2 separate regions of the Homo sapiens genome follow, and region 1 is linked to region 2. A link is a loop called in an ENCODE intact Hi-C map of the cell type or tissue named here. Cell type or tissue: ovary. All regions are shown on one strand. Links, peaks and the distances in the headings refer to the core of each region. The heading gives the core; the rest is flanking DNA. Region 1 overlaps MFSD11 (major facilitator superfamily domain containing 11). Region 2 has its middle 16 kb from the start of LINC00868.

Region 1 (8,252 bases), core at 253-8,252, 83 kb before region 2:
ACAGAGATTAGCATGGCCCCTGCGCAAGGATGACATGCAAATTTGTGAAGTGTTCCATATTTAAAAAAAAAAATCTTGTTCCATAAAAAAAAAAAATCTTGTCACATGTTGGTTACAGTTCCCAAAAACACTTCATCAGAAAGCACATAGCAGTCGTCACCTGTCAGTGCTTGAATTTTGATGTGAAGCCAATCGAGAGTACAGTACCTGTCAAAGTCTCTTGGTTCTCGATACCCAAACAGTCATAGCAGCAAGGAGATGAATGAAAGCTAACTTCAAGAAAGCCTTCATGATACCACATCCAAAGTAACCACCTCAGGATGCAGAAAATAACAAAAGTCTCTGACGGGTTTTAATGCCAAAGAACTTATTTTTCATAGTAAGGGCGGTAGAAAATTGAGTACTCACAGATTATTTTCAGTTTGAAGGTAACAGGATAGGCCGGGTGTGGTGGCTCATGCCTGGAATCCCAGCACTTCAGGATGCTGAGGCAGGTGGATCACTTGAGCTCAGAAGTTCAAGACCAGTCTGGCAACATGGTGAGACCCCGTCTCTACCAAAACTACAAAAAATTATCTGGGTGTGGTGGGACCCACCTGTAATCCCAGCTACTCAAGAGGCTGAGGTGGGAGGATGGCTGGTGGGAGGATCACCTGAGCCTGCGAGGTGGGGGTTGCAGTGAGCTGAGATTGCATCACAGCACTCCAGCCTGGGAGGTGGAGTGCGACCCTGTCTCAAAAAAAAAAAAAAAAGAAAGAAAGAAAGAAAGTGAAAGTAACAGGATAGAAGGTATTTCTGTACTGCCTGAAGTATCATTTCTGAGAAAGACGTGCATAAACATGTACAATAAGTGTAATCTGAAAGAATAGTCTTCCAATAGTTGATAGAGAGGTGCCCAGGTGGGACTTTAAAAACCTGAAGCGAGGGTGTGGCCATGAGGGACACCCTGAGGCAAGGAGCATTCGAGTCACTGGGAATGCATCTCAGACCTGGTATAGGACAGGGTTTTTACGAACGTAAATGAAAATGTGATCGTATGTTTGTTCTTTTATTTTCAAAAAGAAAAAACTTATTTTTTACATTTTATTTTCTCAGGTCTGCCCAGAACAATCTGACAAAGGCAGTAGATGCTTTTAGTAAGTATTTTCTGTATCTGAAATGCAAGAACTGTTCAGGAACAACTCGGCATTTGCCTTTCCCCTATTCCCTGGTAACTTTGGATTGATGACACCCCAGGGTTTGCATTTTTCCAGGTATGCTGCTCTGAAATATATTGATCTTCCTTATCAACATCTCTCTAACATGGGGGTTGTGAGGGATGGATGATGGTATGACTGCCCACCTGCCCAGGTGTGTGAGGGAAGTGGAAAGAGGCTGCATAGCACTCAGGTTCTCCCTGAAGTTGAGAGTCTTCCTGGGATTTTTGCAGGGTAATTAAGAGCAGATTGTGGCTGCGCGCAGTGACTCGCGCCTGTAATCTCAGCACTTTGGGAGTCCAAGGCAGGCGGATCACCTGAGGTCGGGAGTTCAAGACCAGCCTGGCCAACATGGCGAAACCTCTTCTCTACTAAAAATATAAAAAATTTGCCGGGCGTGGTGGCATGCACCTGTAGTCCCAGCTACTCAGGAGGCTGAGGCAGGAGAATTGCTTGAACCTGGGAGGTGGAGGTTGTAGTGAGCCGAGATTGCCCCACTGCACTTCAGCCTGGGTGGCAGAGGGAGACTCCATCTCAAAAAAAAAAAAAAAAGAGCAGATTGCTTGCTACTTCTTGGAGCAAAGCAGTAGCTCCAGTGACCCAGAAGGTAGTAAGAATAATCATGTTCATGCATTGAGAAGTCTTCCTGGCCAAAGACTCTGCTGAATTCTTTGTTTTTTACTCTATGTAATTCTCACAATTCTACGAGTATTATATAATACACACCTATCATTGTCTCAGTTTAACAGAACAGAAAACTGAGGCTTAGAGAAATTAAATAATTTAAGGGCCAGGCATGGTGGCTCACACCTGTAATGCCAGCACTTTGGGAGGTCATGGTGAGTGGATCACTTGAGGTCAGGAGTTTGAGACCAGCCAGGCCAACATGGCGAAACCCCATCTCTACTAAAAATACAAAATTAGTCGGGTGTGGTGGCGGGCGCCTGTGGTCCCAGCTATTTGGGAGACTGAGGCAAGAGAATTGCTTGAACCCAGGAGGTGGAGGTTGCACTGAGCTGATATCACGCCACTGCACTCCAGCCTGGGCAGCTGTGAGACTGTCTCAAAAAAAAAAAAAAATTAAATAATTTACCCAAGATCAACCAGTTAGTAGGTGGCTGAATTGGGATTTGAGCCAGATTCTCTTAATTTCCTTCAGAAACTTCCAGTGAGTCCCTTTTGCTTCTGCCTATGGCTCTCTCAGCTTCTTTGTCTTCTCAGGAGAGGGAATCTGACTGGGGCAGTTATTCTCAAGAAGAGAGCAGCCTTTTGAGACCATGTATATTCATTAAGCCTATTGTAGGCCACAGGGCGTTAATGACATGTGGCCCTTATGGCCCTTGAGTACTTATGATTAGTTTCTAGGTTGCCTTGGGCTGGAGTGCAGATTCTTGATCTAATCAGCCATGGCCTGGCTCAGATGACACAAAGCTTGTTAACTCTTGGCCAGAAATGCCTGTAGCTTGTTTTTTTAGAAAAGGTCTATGAGCATGGGAGTCTGAGCCTTCTATACGTAGTATATTGTTTCAGGAATATATTCATAGTTTTTTACATATATATATGTGTATATATATGTGTATATGTATATATATGTATATATATGTGTATATGTATATATGTACGTGTGTGTGTGTGTGTGTATACATATATATATATATATATATATTTTTTTTTTTTTTTTTTTTTTTTTTTTGAGATGGAGTTTTGCTCTTGTGGCCCAGGCTGGAATGCAATGGTGCGATCTCAGCTCACCACAACCTCCACCTCCTGGGTTCAAGCGATTCTCCTGCCTCAGCCTCCCAAGTAGCTGGGATTACTGGCATGTGCCACCACACCTGGCTAATTTTTGTATTTTTAGTAGAGATGGGATTTCTCCACGTTGGTTAGGCTGGTCTCAAACTCCCGACCTCAGGTGATCCACCCGCCTTGGCCTCCCAAACTGCTGGGATTACAGGCATGAGCCACTGCACCCAGATTTTTTTTTTTTTTTTTTGAAACAGAGTCATGCTCTGTTGCCCAGGCTGGAGTGCACTGGCACCATCTTGGCTCACTGCAACCTCTGCCTCCCGGATTCAAGTGATTCTCCTGCCTCAGCCTACTGAGTAACTGGGACTACAGGCACGTGCCACCACGCCCAGCTAATTTTTGCATTTTTTAGTAGAGACAGGGTTTCTCCATTTTGGCCAGGCTGTTCTCAAACTCCTGACCTCAAGTGATCCACCCGCCTCGGCCTCCCAGAGTGCTGGGATTATAGGCGTGAGCCACCACACCTGGCTCGGGAATGCATTTATAATTATAAATTGAGCCACACGTGATAATTAAAAGGATTATACTCTGACTCCCTTAGCAAGGTAGGAGGTCAATCACTGTCAAAAGTTTGGCTTTCATCTTTGCAGGCCTAGAAACTTGTCTGTCAGAATACCCATTATTAGGCCGGGTGCAGTGGCTCATGCCTATAATGCCATCACTTTGGGAGGCTGAGGTGGGAGGATCACTTGAGGTCCGGCATTCAAGACCAGCCTGGCCAACATGGTGAAACCCATCTCTACTGAAAATACAAAAATTAGCCAGGCATGGTGGCGGATGCCTGTAATCCCAGCTACTCAGGAGGCTGAGGCTGGAGAATTGCTTGAGCCTAGGAGGCGGAGGTTGCAGTGAGCCGAGATTGCGCCACTGCACTCCAGCCTGGGCGACAGAGTGAGACTCCATCTCAGAAAAAAAAAAAAAAAAGAATACCCATTATTGATCACAGAGGCCAGAGGGGAAAAGGACTCAAGCTAAACTCATAGAAATGGCAATTTAACCATTTTTGATGGCACTTGACATTTCTTAGTGAGCCCTTTCATGGATATTTCCTTCTTGTTGTCAGCAGGCTAGAAAGCCACATTGGCTTACTTGGTGAGATCGGAGTCGTTAAAGGGAGGTAGATGACCTGGCTTATGGGATGGTGTCCCCAGCCATGGTGAAGCTGCTCCATCATAGATCCCCCTCTGGCTGTCTGTTAATGTTAACCAGATTCAGGACATCTCACCTAGACAGTTGGACAGACTTTGCCTCAACTCTGTCTGTAAAAGGAGGCACTGACACATTTTGGGCCACATGCTTTGCATTACGGAGCTTGTCAGTTACTTGATAGGATTGATTTATCATAGGATATTGGGCTGTCAGGTTTGAAGAGGGAGAAGGTATGGCACGTAGGGTGCTGCAGGGAAAGTAGACTCAGGGGCCAGTTCCTGGGCAATTGGGGCACAACAGGAAGTCGTGAGGTGGCAAGGGAGCCAGAGGCATAGGGAGAGAGGGAGAATGAATGGCAAGGCTTCATGTGGCCTGTGTGTGGCCAGTGCTTCATTTATTAATTAATCATGACATTCCTGTGGTTGGGGCTGTGATGAATGTTGTACAGAGAAGGTTCCTACATACTATCTAAAATCACTTACTTCCCAGACTGAATTTATACGTTTAGTGTGCTTCTAAAATATGTTCGTAAAGTTTTTAAACATTGATTTTTTGATCTTGAGGAAACAATGCTAAAGTTCTTCTACTAGGATGAATGTCTGAAAACAGCCAAGAAAATGTTCTCAGGCCGGGCACGGTGGCTCATGCCTGTAATCCCAGTACTTTGGGAGGTCAAGGCAGGTGGATCACGAGGTCAGGAGTTCAAGACCAACCTGGCCAGGATGGTGAAACCCTGTCTCTACTAAAAATACAAAAAAATTAGCCAGGCATGGTGGTGGGTGCCTGTAATCTCAGCTATTTGGGAGGCTGAGGCAGAGAATTGCTTGAACCCAAGAGGCGGAGGTTGCAGTGAGCCAAGATTGCACCACTGTACTCCAGCCTGGGTGACAGAGCGAGACTGTGTCTCAAAAAAAAAACAAAAAATGTTCTCAAAGAAGGCAAGAGACTTATCCTAGTAAACACTAAAACCTATTGCAGATTCATTTGCAAACATCAGAATAGCAAGACCAATAAAACAAAGTCTAGAATCAAGCCCATGCTCATAGAGGAATATAGGATACAATAAAAGTGGGTCTTAAGCAAGGTTAGATAGCTGACTGCATAGAAAAATAATATAGATCCATACTTCACTTTATATTAAAACTTTTAGTAGATTAAAGGTTAAATATAAAAATGAAACTATAAAAGTAATTGAGGCTGGGCACAGTGGTTCATGCCTGTAATACCAGCACTTTGGGAAGCCAAGGTGATGGGGGGATTGCTTGAGCCCAGGAGTTTGAGAGTAGTCTGGGCAACATGATGCACCTCTCTCTCTACAAAAGGTACAAAAATTAGCTGGGTTTTGGGGCATGCACTTGCAGCCCCAGCTACTTGGGAGGCTGAGGTGGAAGGATTGCTTGGGCCCTGGAGGTCAAGGCTGCAGTAAACAGTGATGGCGCCACTGCACTCCAGCATGGGCACAGAGCGAGACCAGGTCTCAAAAAAAAAAAAAAAAAAAAAGTGATTGAAGAAAATAAATGTAAAACTTCAGTCAACACAACCTAACAAACTTGAAACGGCAAGGAAAATCTGGGGAAAATATTTGCAATATGTGATAAAGAGCTGTTATGAACCAATAAGAAAAGTATAAACACTCCAGTAGAAAAGAGGCATTTTACAAATATGGAAAAAATTGTTACAACTTAAGTATAATTGACCCTTGAACAGCGTGGGGCATGGACACTCCATTCCACACACCCCTACCCCCCACACACAGTTGAAAATACACATATAACTTTTGACTCCCTCAATACTTAACTAAGGTCACTGTTCACCGGAAGCCTTACTGATAACATAAACAGTTGATTAACACAAATTTTGAGTCAGGCACAGTGGCTCACACCTGTAATACCAGCACTTTGGGAGGCCAAAGTTGGGAGGATAACTTGAGCTCAGGAGTTCGAGACCAGCCTAAGCAACATAGTGAGACCTTATCTCTACTAAAAATAAAAAAATAAAATAAAAATTAGCTGGGAATGGTGGCACGTCCCAGCTATTAATACTTGGAGGGCTGAGGCAGGAGCATCAGTTGAGCCTGGGAGATTGAGGCTGCAGAGAATTATGATCACACCACTGCATTCCAGCCTGGGTGACAGAGCAAGAACTTGTCCCAAAAAAATAAAATACAATAAAATATATTTCTTTTTCTTTTTTTTTTTGAGATGGACTGGCACTCTGTCACCCAGGCTGGAGTGCAGTGGTTCTATCTCAGCTCACTACAATCTCCGCCTCCTGGGTTCAAGTGATTCTCCTGCCTCAATCCCCTGAGTAGCTGGGATTACAGGTGCCTGACACCACACCTAGCTAAATTTTTTGTATTTTTCTTTTTTTGAGATGGAGTCTGGCTCTGTCACCCAGGCTGGAGTGCAGTGGCGCGATCTCAGCTCACTGCAACCTCCGCCCCGCAGGTTTAAGCGATTCTCCTGCCTCAGCCTCCTGAGTAGCAGGGACTGCAGGTATGTAACACCATGCCTGGCTAATGTTTTTTTGTATTTTTGCTAGAGATGGGGTTTCACTGTGTTAACCAGGATGGTCTCGATCTCCTGATCTCGTGATCTGCCTACCTTGGCCTCCCAAAGTGCTGGGATTACAGGTGTGAGCCACCGTGACCGGCCTTTTTTTTTTTTTTTTTTTTTTTTTTTTTTGTATTTTTAGTAGAGATGGAGTTTCACCATGTTGGCCAGACTGGTTTTGAACTCCTGACCTCAAGTGATCCACCCACCCGGCCTCCCAAAGTGCTGGGATTACAGGCATAAGCCACACATATTTTCTATACGTATTATATACTGTAGACTTATAATAAAGTCAGCTAGAGAAAAGAAAATATTAAGAAAATCGTAAGGAGACTGGGCCTGGTGGCTCATTCCTGTAATTTCAGCACTTTGGGAGGCTGAGGCTGGCAGATCACCTAAGGTCAGGAGTTCGAGACCAGCCTGGCCAGCATGGCGAAACTCCGTCTCTACTAAAAATACAAAAATTAGCCAGGCGTGGTGGCTGGCGCCTATAATCCCAGCTCCTCGGGAGGCTGAGGCAGGAGAATTGCTTGAACCCTGGGGTGGGGGTGGTGGCGGGGCAGAGGTTGCAGTGAGCCATGCCACTTCACTCCAGCCTGGGCAAAAGAGCTAAACTCTGTCTCAAAAAAAAAAAAAAAGAAAATTGTAAGGAAGAGAAACTATATTTACTGTTTGTTGAGTGGAAGTGGATCATCTGGATCTTCATCCTCATCATCACATTGAGAAGGAGGAGGAGGGAGGGGGTTGGTCTTGCTGTCTTGGTTGGCAGAGGCAGAAGAAAGTCCGCACAGAAGTGGACCCCTGAAGTTCAAACCCATGTTGTTCAAGGGTCAACTGTGTAAGTAAAGTGCAAATTAGAAGCAGTTTTCTTTCTTTTTTTTTTTTAAACGGAGTGTCGGGAGTTTCGCTCTTGTCACCCAGGCTGGAGTGCAGTGGCGCGATCTCGGCTCACTGCAACCTCCACCTCTTGGGTTCAAGGGATTCTCCTGCCTCAGGCTCCTGAGTAGCTGGGATTACAGGTGAATGCCACCACACCTGGCTAATTTTTGTATTTTTAGTAGAAGTGGGGTTTTGTTATGTTGGCCAGGCTAGTCTTGAACTCCTGACCTCAGGTGATCTGTTCACCTTCGCCTCCCAAAGTTCTGGGTTATAGGCGTGAGCCACTGTGCCTGGCCAGGAGCAGTTTCTATCGGATTTCAAAAGATAAAACATAATTCTCAATATTATGGGCGGGGGGACAGGTAATTATATGCATAAGACTACATTGCTGGCCGGGCGCAGTGGCTCATGCCTGTAATCCCAGCACTTTGAGAGGCCGAGGTGGGCGGATCATGAGGTCAGGAGTTCGAGACCAGCCTAGCCAACATGGCAAAACCCCATCTCTACTAAAAATAACAAAAATTAGCCGCACACGGTGGTGAGTGCCTGTAATCCCAACTACTCAGGAGGCTGAGGCGGGAGAATTGCTTGAACCTGGGAGACAGAGATTGCAGTGAGCCGAGATCGTGCTGTTGTGCTGCAGCCTGGGTGACAAGAGCAAGACTCCATC
Region 2 (8,393 bases), core at 271-8,270:
TTTCTAATACAATAAATATTGATGAGTAACATGCATAGAAACAAAACACTTTGAGGCTTCAATAATTTTTAGGAGAGTAAAGGGATTCTATAGCCAATAAGTTAGAAAATCACTGATATAAGTTGTGTCATTTAATCCTTCAACTTCCTTTATGGGAGGCAGCATAAGCCCAATTTCAGATGAAATCTGAAAGAGATGGAGAAGGGAAACCTTTCAGAAGGAATTTGTCCTGGATTTTACATTAAGCAGCTGAGTTGGGATTTAAAAAGCATGTCTTGGCCGGGTGCAGTGGCTCACGCCTGTAATCCCAGCACTTTGGGAGGCTGAGGTGGGCGGATTACTTGAGGCCAGACCAGCCCGGCCAACGTGGTGAAGCCCCCGTCTCTACTAAAAATACAAAAATTAGCCGGGCATGGTGACGCATGCCTGTAATCCCAGCTACTTGGGAGGCTGAGGCAGGAGAATGGCTTGAGCCCCAGAGGTGGAGGTTGCAGGGAGCCAAGATTGTGCCACTGCACTCCAGCCTGGGGTACAGAGTGAGAATCTGTCTCAAAAAAAAAAAATAATTTGTCCATGATTTTACAGTAAGCAGCTGAATTGGGATTTTTAAAAACATTTCTTTGTTAAAAACAACAGTTAGGGCTGGGCACGGTGGCTCATGCCTGTAATCCCAGCACTTTGGGAGGCCGAGGTGGGCAGATCACGAGGTCAGGAGATGGAGGCCATCCTGGCTAACGCTGTGAAACCCCGTCTCTACTAAAAATACAAAAAATTAGCCGGGCGTGGTGGCGGGCGCCTGTAGTCCCAGCTACTCAGGAGGCTGAGGCAGGAGAATGGTGTGAACCCAGGAGGCGGAGCTTGCAGTGAGCCAAGATCGTGCCACTGCACTCCAGCCTGGTGACAGAGCGAGACTCCGTCTCAAAAAACAAAAAAACAGTTAATACATACTATACAAAAAAATGGAAAATGAAAAAATTTAATCTGCCCATATAAGCCTGCCATTTAATCTTTTAGAATATTTGCTTTGTCTTCATATTTAATTTCCATAACCTGAGTCGTATTGTCTGTGCAGTTTTATATTCTAAAGCAGGATTTGAACCCAGAGCTCAGACAGAGCCAGGCCAAGTGGGGAAGGGGGCTTGTGCCTTTTTATCTCTTCACATTCTGACAGTGTCCTGGAATAGGACCTGAGGTTGTGTGTGAGGGGCTGATTTGCCTCTCTCAAAAAAAAATTCATGATGAAAGTTGGGCCTGGTGGTATGCACCTGTAGTCCCAGCTACTCAGGAGGCTGAGTGGGAGGATCGCCTGAGCACAAGAGTTTGAGGCCAGCCTGGCCAACATAGTAAAATCTCATCTCTTAAAAAAAAAACTAACTCATAGTGAATCCCTAACCCCTGTACTTCAGAATGTGAGTGTATTTAAAGATGCGGCCTTTAAAGAGGTGATTAAGTTAAAATGAGGCTCAGCGGGCAATAATCCAGTCTCACTGGTGTCCTTATAAAAAGAGGAAATTCAGGCCAGGCATGGTGGCTCACGCCTGTAATCCCAGCACTTTGGGAGGCCGAGGTGGGTGGATCACCTGAGGTCAGGAGTTCCAGACCAGCGTGGCCAACATGGTGAAACCCCGTCTCTACTAAAAATACAAAAATTAGCCGGGCGTGGTGGCACGTGCCTGTAATCCCAGATACTCGAGAGGCTGAGACAGAATTGCTTGAACCTGGGAGGCGGAGTTTCCAGTGAGCTGAGATCACGCCACTACTCTCCAGCCTGGGCAACAGAGTGAGATTCTGTTTCAAAAAAAAAAAAAGGAAAGAAAAGAAGAGGAAATTCAGACACACAAAGAGACAGCAGGGAAGGGGCACAGAGGAAAGACGTAGGAGGCCACCCAAAGAATGCCCGGGCCCTGTCTGGGGCTGTCCACCTTCGCCCTGAGCACACGGTGGAAGGAAGTGGCTCAGAGCCTTGTCACAGGGCCCTGGAGTGGGAGCCCTTTGCTTCTGGGGTCTGCTCTGGGCTGAGAAGGCTTGACCCTGTTGAAATGGCTCTGCTGGCCTGGACCCCCTGAGACAGGTTCCATTTCAGCTGGTGAGCTCAGGGCCTGGCCTTGGACATGGCCAGCGCCAGTGAAACTGGATCTAGAATAAGCAGAAAGACAGCTCAGTGCCATCTTTAACTCACAGTGCAGGGAGTGAGCCCAGGCTTCAGGGCAGAGTGCTCCCTCCGCTTGCTGACTCTCAGCCTGGGCTCTGTCCTCTGGGCTCCGGCTGTTGTAGGACATCCTGAGAAAGGGGTCAGCCAGGCCGTGAACAGTCAATGGCATAGAGGCCTGAAGACTCCAGTCCTTCCTCCTGTGATGATGACACGTCCTAGGTGACCACCCTTGAGCTGATGCTTCTTTTTTTTTTTTTTTCCCTTCGAGACAGAGTCTTGCTCTGTTGCCCAGACTGGACTGCAGTGGCACCATCTCGGCTTACTGCAACCTCCACCTCCTGGGTTCAAGTGATTTTCCTGCGCCGAGGGGCTGGGACTACAGGTACGCGCCACTGCACCTGGATAATTTTTGTATTTTTACTAGAGACGGGGTTTCGCATGTTGGCCAGGCTGGTCTCGAACTCCTGACCTCTTGATCTGCCTGCCTTAGCCTCCCAAAGTGCTGGGATTACAGGCATGAGCCACAGCGCCCGGCCTGATGCTTATTTCTTTCCTCTCATGGTCTACACTTCCTCCCCTCCGCTCACTTCAGTCCTCTCCGCTCTTCACTGAACTGGCCTTTGACAAGGTCTCTGATGAGCGACGTCACCTCTCAGCTCCAGGCCCCCCAGACAGCACATTTTTCAGGTGTCGTTTCTGAGCACTCAATGCTGGCCTGTGCCTGGCTCAGCTCTTGGCTGTCTTTTCTATCTTAGCATGGTCCAACAGAGGTGCTTTTTTTTTTGTTTTTGAGACAGGGTCTTGCTCTGTCATCCAGGCTGGAGTGCGGTGGCACAGTTACTGCTCACTGATGCCTCAACCTCCTGAGCAGCTGGGACTGCAAGCATGCACCACTGTGTTGGGCTAATTTTTTATTTTTTGTAGAGATGGGGGTCTCAGTATGTTGCCCAGGCTGGTCTCAAACTCTTGGGCTGAAGTGATCTGCCTGCCTCCGCCTCCCAACGTGTTGGGATTATAGGCGTGAGCCACCATGCCCGGCCCCAACAGATTTTTCTGCCATGTTGGAGATGTTCTCTCTGTGCTGTGCAACACAGTAGCCATGAGCCACGTGCAAGGTGGTCAGTGTGACTGAGAAACCGGTTTCCTTTTTTTTCCTTTCTTTTTTTTTTTTTTGAGATGGAGTGTCTCCCTCTGTCACCCAGGCTGTAGTGTAGTGGTATGATCTCGGCTCACTGCTACCTCTGCCTCCTGGGTTCAAGCAATTCTCCCCTGCCCCAGCCTCCTGAGTAGCTGGGATTACAGGTGCATGCCACCATGTCCAGCTAATTTTTGTATTTTTAGTAGAGACAGTTTCACCATGTTGGCCAGGCTGGTCTCTAACTCCTGACCTCAGATGATCCACCCACCTCGGCCTCTCAAAGTGCTGGGATTACAGGCTTGAGCCACTGCATCCGGCCTGAGGTTTCCTTTTAGTTTCATTTTAATGAATTTAAATGTAAATAGCCACAGTGGCTGCTGGCTGCTGGCTGCGGTGTTGGACAGCGCCTCCTAGGAGGCTGTTAATACCTGTGCCGTGCCTTTGTAGAGCATCTGCCGCTGTCTTCTGCATTTCTGTTCCCTGCGCTGACACCTCCCCTGAGCCCCCATGAGATCCATCTCTTCTTGACACCTCTCCTGGGTGCCTCATAGGCACATGGATTGAGCACGTGAAAATTCTCTGATCCCACCTTCCCCATCGCAGAGAACGGCACCTGCCACTGCTCAGCCTCCAGATTCAGGAGTTGCATTTGTTTCCTTCTTTCTCCTGCCCTGAGCCAGTCACCTGGGCTCGTCCCTCCAGACATATCCCAACCTACACTTCCCTCCACCCCCACTGCCTCAGCCCACTCCGGATCAGGCTGGCCCTCCCAGCTCTCTGCCTCCCCACTCCTGTCCCGTGTCCCCCAGCCCAGCAGCCAGAGTGACCCGGCTACAGCACAAATCCCAGCACCTCGCTCCCTGCACCCCTAACTGCAACCAGAATCCATCCCAGCTGCTCTGTGGTCTGGCCTGCCCAGCCCTCCCACCCCATCTCCTCCTTCCCCTTCTAGTTGCCCAGTGCTGACCCCTCCCAGGGCTCCTGCATTTGCTGCTTGGAACTACCTCCCTGGCACCTTTGTGTCTCCTCCTCACTCCAGTCTGAATTCAGTGTTACCTCCTCAAAGAGGTCTTGTCCCAACACTCACTAGCACAGCACGTCGTCTTCCTTGTAGAGAGCACGCAGCCCCTCCAGACCAGAGCTGGACTTCCACAGGGAGCATCAGCCCCTCCAGACCAGAGCTCTGTTCTCATCACTGTGTTCCTGGTAAAACAGTCTTGTTGGCCTCCCTGAGCCAAGCTCTCTGTCCCTTCCTCCCTCTCTTCTTTTCTACCTCCCTCTCTCCCCACCTGTCTCTTCCTCTCTCTCCTTTTCTCCCTCTTTCTCTCCCTGACTCCCTCTGTTCCCTCAGTCAGTCTCTTTCTCTCCTCTCCCCGCCCTCTTGTTCCCTCTCTGTCTCTCTCTATTTCTGTCTCTTTTCTCCTCTCTCCCTCTGTTTCTCCCCCGACTCTCTCTCTGCCTCTCTGTCTCTCCCACTCTCTGCTTCTCTCTCTCTCTCTCTGCCTCTCTTTCTCTGCCTCTCTGTCCCTCCCTCTCTCTCTCTGTCCCTCCCTCTCTCTCTCTGTCCCTCTCCCTGTCTCTCTCTCCCTCTCTGTCTCTATCTCTCTCTGCCTCTCTTTCCTCTCTCTCTCTCTCCGCCTCTCTGTCTCTCCCTCTTTCTCCCTCTCTCTTTTCCTCTCTCTCTCTGCCTCTCTCTCCCTCCCCCCACCTCTCTCTGCCTCTCTGTCTCTCCCTCTTTGCCTCTCCCTCCCTCTCTCTCTGCATCTCTGTCTCTCCCTCTCTCTCCCTCTCTCTCTCTGCCTCTCTATCCCTCTCTATCTCTCCCTCTCTTTCTCCCTCTCTGTCTCTCTCTCCCTCTTTCTCTGCCTCTCTGTCTCTCCCTCCCCCCACCCCACCTCTCTGTCTCTCCCTCTCTCTTTGCCTCTCCCTCCCTTTCTCTCTCTCTCTCTGCCTCTCAGTCTCTCCCCCTCTCTCTCTCCTTTTGTTCCCCCCACCCACCCATGTCTGTGGAGGGCTGTGTCTCCCTTTGCCCCAGGACACTCCCTTTTTTTCTCCCCCGGTTCCGGTCTTTTGGGTGAAGGGTAGAAGGAAGACAAAAGCTGGAATTCCTGAGCAAGGGAAGTCATCACTACCCCCACGCTGGAGTTGTGACTGCCCATGCTGTGGCCCCTGGGTGGCCTCTGATGCAGCCACGCAAGGGGGTTCCACTCTGCTCCTTACTGGACCTGACCCCACCCCCTCCAGCAGCGTCCTCCGGAAGGGACTAGTTTCCCCTTGTACCCAGTGGGTCCAGGGCACCTGGATCAGTCCTTCAGTACCTTCATGTTTCAAACAAACACCTCTTGTAGCTCAGGCAGCAAATTGCGCTGTTCGTGGGGAGAGGGGCCGAGTGCCCTGACCAGTCGGAGCTGGACCGGCCAGTGCTCCTCTGGTAGAGGGTGGGGGGATCACTTGGGGTGGGCTTTGGCTGGGGGAACCTGGAGGCTTGCAGGCTGGGCTCCCAGAGACCTTAGGATGGTCTCATGCATACCCAGGTCTATTCTGAGCCATGCACCAAGCACCTTGGCTGGAGTCAGCTCACTTCCTCCCCTTATTACAGGTCCCAGCAGCCGCAAACCCAAACTTCCCCGGAGCACCAGCACACTCCCCATTAATGATAAGGCAGGAGAGCTCCTGCTCTTTCCAGCCGGGACTTTAATTTCTCTAATTATAGCTGAGGCTTGGAGCAGTCCCTCCCACTTAATCTACTTAATGCAGACACACACTCCCCCCAGCTCTCCACCCCTACCCGGCTTCTGCCTTTAACCCTTTTGCTGCTGGGTGGCAGTTCTCTGAGTGGGCACCTTTTAAGAGCTGAATTGCATTCATCTCACCAAATTCGTATGTTAGAACCCCAAACCCTGTAGCTCAGAATGTGACCATTGGAGACAGGGTCTTTAAAGAGGTAATTAGGGCCAGGCACTGTGGCTCACACCTGTAATCTCAGCACTTTGGGAGGCTGAGGTGGGGGTATCAGTTCAAGACAAGCCTGGCCAACATGGTGAAACTCTGTCTCTACTAAAAATACAGAAATTAGCCAGGCATGGTGGCATGTGCCTGTAATCCCAGCTACTCGGGAGGCAGGAGAATCGCTTGAACCCAGGAGGTGGAGGTTGCAGTGAGCTGAGATCACACACCACTGCACTGCAGCCTGGGCAACAGAGGGCTACTCCATCTCAAAAAAAAAGAAAAAAGAGGTAATTAGGTTAGGTGCAGTGGCTCATGCCTGTAATCCCAGCACTTTGGGAGGCCAAGGCAGGTGGATCACCTGAGGTCAGGAGTTTGAGACCAGCCTGGCCAACAGTTGAAACTCCGTCTCTAGTAAAAATACAAAATTAGCCGGGCATGGTGGTGGCACCTGTAATCCCAGCTACTTGGGAGGCTGAGGCAAGATAATCGCTTGAACCTGGGAGGCGGAGGTTGCAGTGAGCCGAGATTGCACCACTGCACTCCAGCCTGGGCGACAAGAGTGAAACTCCGTCTCAAAATAAAATAAAAATTAAGTGAAAATGGGCCCTATCCAACATGATGGGTGTCCTTACAAGAAGAGGGACACAGACACAGGGAAGACCAGGTGAAGGTCATGCAAGCCAACGTAGGAGGCGTGAACAAAAACCCAACCCTGCTAACACCTTGAACTTGGACTTCTAGGTTTCAGAATTGTGGAAAAATTGCTGGGCTAGGTGGTTCTTGCCTGTAATCCCAGCACTTTTGGAGGCCAAGGTAGAAGGATCATTTGAGGCCAGGAGTTTGAGACCAACCTGGGCAACATAGTGAGACCCCATCTTTTTTTTTTTTTTTTTTGAGACAGAGTCTCGCCGTCGCTCAGGCAGAGTGCAGTGGCATGATCTTGGCTCACTGCAACCTCCACCTCCTGGGTTCAAACGATTCTCCTGCCTCAGACTCCCAGGTAGCTGAGACTACAGGTGTGCGCCACCACACCCGGCTAATTTTTGTATTTTTAGTAGAGACAGGGTTTCAGCCTGTTGGTCAGGCTGTTCTCGAACTCCTGACCTCAGATGATCCACCAGCCTGAGCCTCCCAAAGTGTGGGATTACAGGCATGAGCCACCACACCCAGCTGAGACCCCATCTTTTAAAAAAAAACAAATTAGTTGGGCATGGTGGCATGCACCTGTGGTCCCAGCTACTCCGGATGCTGAGGAGGGAGGATAGCTTGAGATCAGGAGATTGAGGCTGCAGTGAGCCGTGATTGCACCACTGCACTCCAGCCTGAGCAACAGAGCGAGACTCTGTTTCTAAAAGAAGAAAAGAAAAATTGTGAAATAATAGATTTCTGCTGGTTGAGGCACATGGTCTGTGGCTCTTTAGCATCCTCGGCTGTGAGGGAGCCATGTGGCTGCTGTCTGGGAGGCAGGAAGCACTTCTGCCTCTGAGGAAGCCCCTCCAGGAACCCAGCTCCAGGACCAGCAGTCGGGGTGGTCAAATGAAGGTGGGCCCCTTTGCTGGCCTGACCCTGGAGGTGGGGACATCTGGTGGCCTCCTGGGGAAGGGGACTCAGTTGCATCACAGCCAGTCGACCCATGCAGGTGCCAGGTGTGCACATGGGAACGTGTCTGTGTGCTTGTGTGTGTTCAAACAGGAGAGACTGGTCAGGCTTAGCGATTAAGCTTACACCCCTTCCCCAGCCCACAGAGCACACAGTGCACCATTTCTACAAGGATCTCAGAAAATCAATAGGTGTCCCATCAGGGCAGGAGCAGCTGAGTTCAGCTTGTGTTTCCTGGAGTGTGCCTGTCCCCAGATCATCTGTTCTGTGATGCCAGAGGCAGGAGTGGAGCTTGTGCAGAGCTTCTGATGACTCCCGGCCCCTCTGGAACTCTGAGTCATACTCTTGCCATAACCTCCATGGTCACAGTCGTGCCTGCTAGGCACTCTTATTGTAGAGACCTTCTGAAGGTCACTGCAAAATCGTGATGCCCTAAATGCATTGTGGACCAAGACCAGAGGCAGGTGGGGCTCCTCTTTGACAGGCCCCAGGCCCGGGAGATTTGCTGTTAGGAGGAATCACTGATGACTGAACGTATTCTGGGGAAGAGAGAAG

Evidence for each region. Hi-C counts contacts between places; a loop is a spot of excess contacts. Peaks named below come from ENCODE experiments on the same cell type or tissue, not always from the same donor. Only the 100,000 strongest peaks of a DNase experiment are listed, where the experiment ranks them.
Region 1: a loop joins it to region 2, with 5 times the contacts of the local background. A loop is called at or near these places in 2 of 110 quality-filtered maps.

The regions. Positions count from the first base shown.
Region 1 is chr17:76,752,952-76,761,203 of GRCh38, forward strand. It overlaps MFSD11 (major facilitator superfamily domain containing 11), which reads left to right. Exons shown (of 13, transcript NM_001242532.5): 8 at 1,096-1,136. It also overlaps the pseudogene RNU6-97P. Among named protein-coding and RNA genes, the nearest start is that of MFSD11, 19 kb to the left of the region's middle. RefSeq lists enhancers at 2,646-3,147, 3,148-3,647. In ovary, for the core only: no CTCF peak of the experiment used is centred there; no DNase peak of the experiment used is centred there.
Region 2 is chr17:76,836,214-76,844,606 of GRCh38, forward strand. No RefSeq gene overlaps it. Among named protein-coding and RNA genes, the nearest start is that of LINC00868, 16 kb to the right of the region's middle. RefSeq lists enhancers at 1,939-2,663, 3,304-3,353, 3,604-3,663, 3,774-3,823, 5,078-5,594 and 1 more and a silencer at 3,395-3,590. In ovary, for the core only: no CTCF peak of the experiment used is centred there; a DNase peak (open chromatin) is centred at 3,682; H3K4me3 peaks cover 403 bases.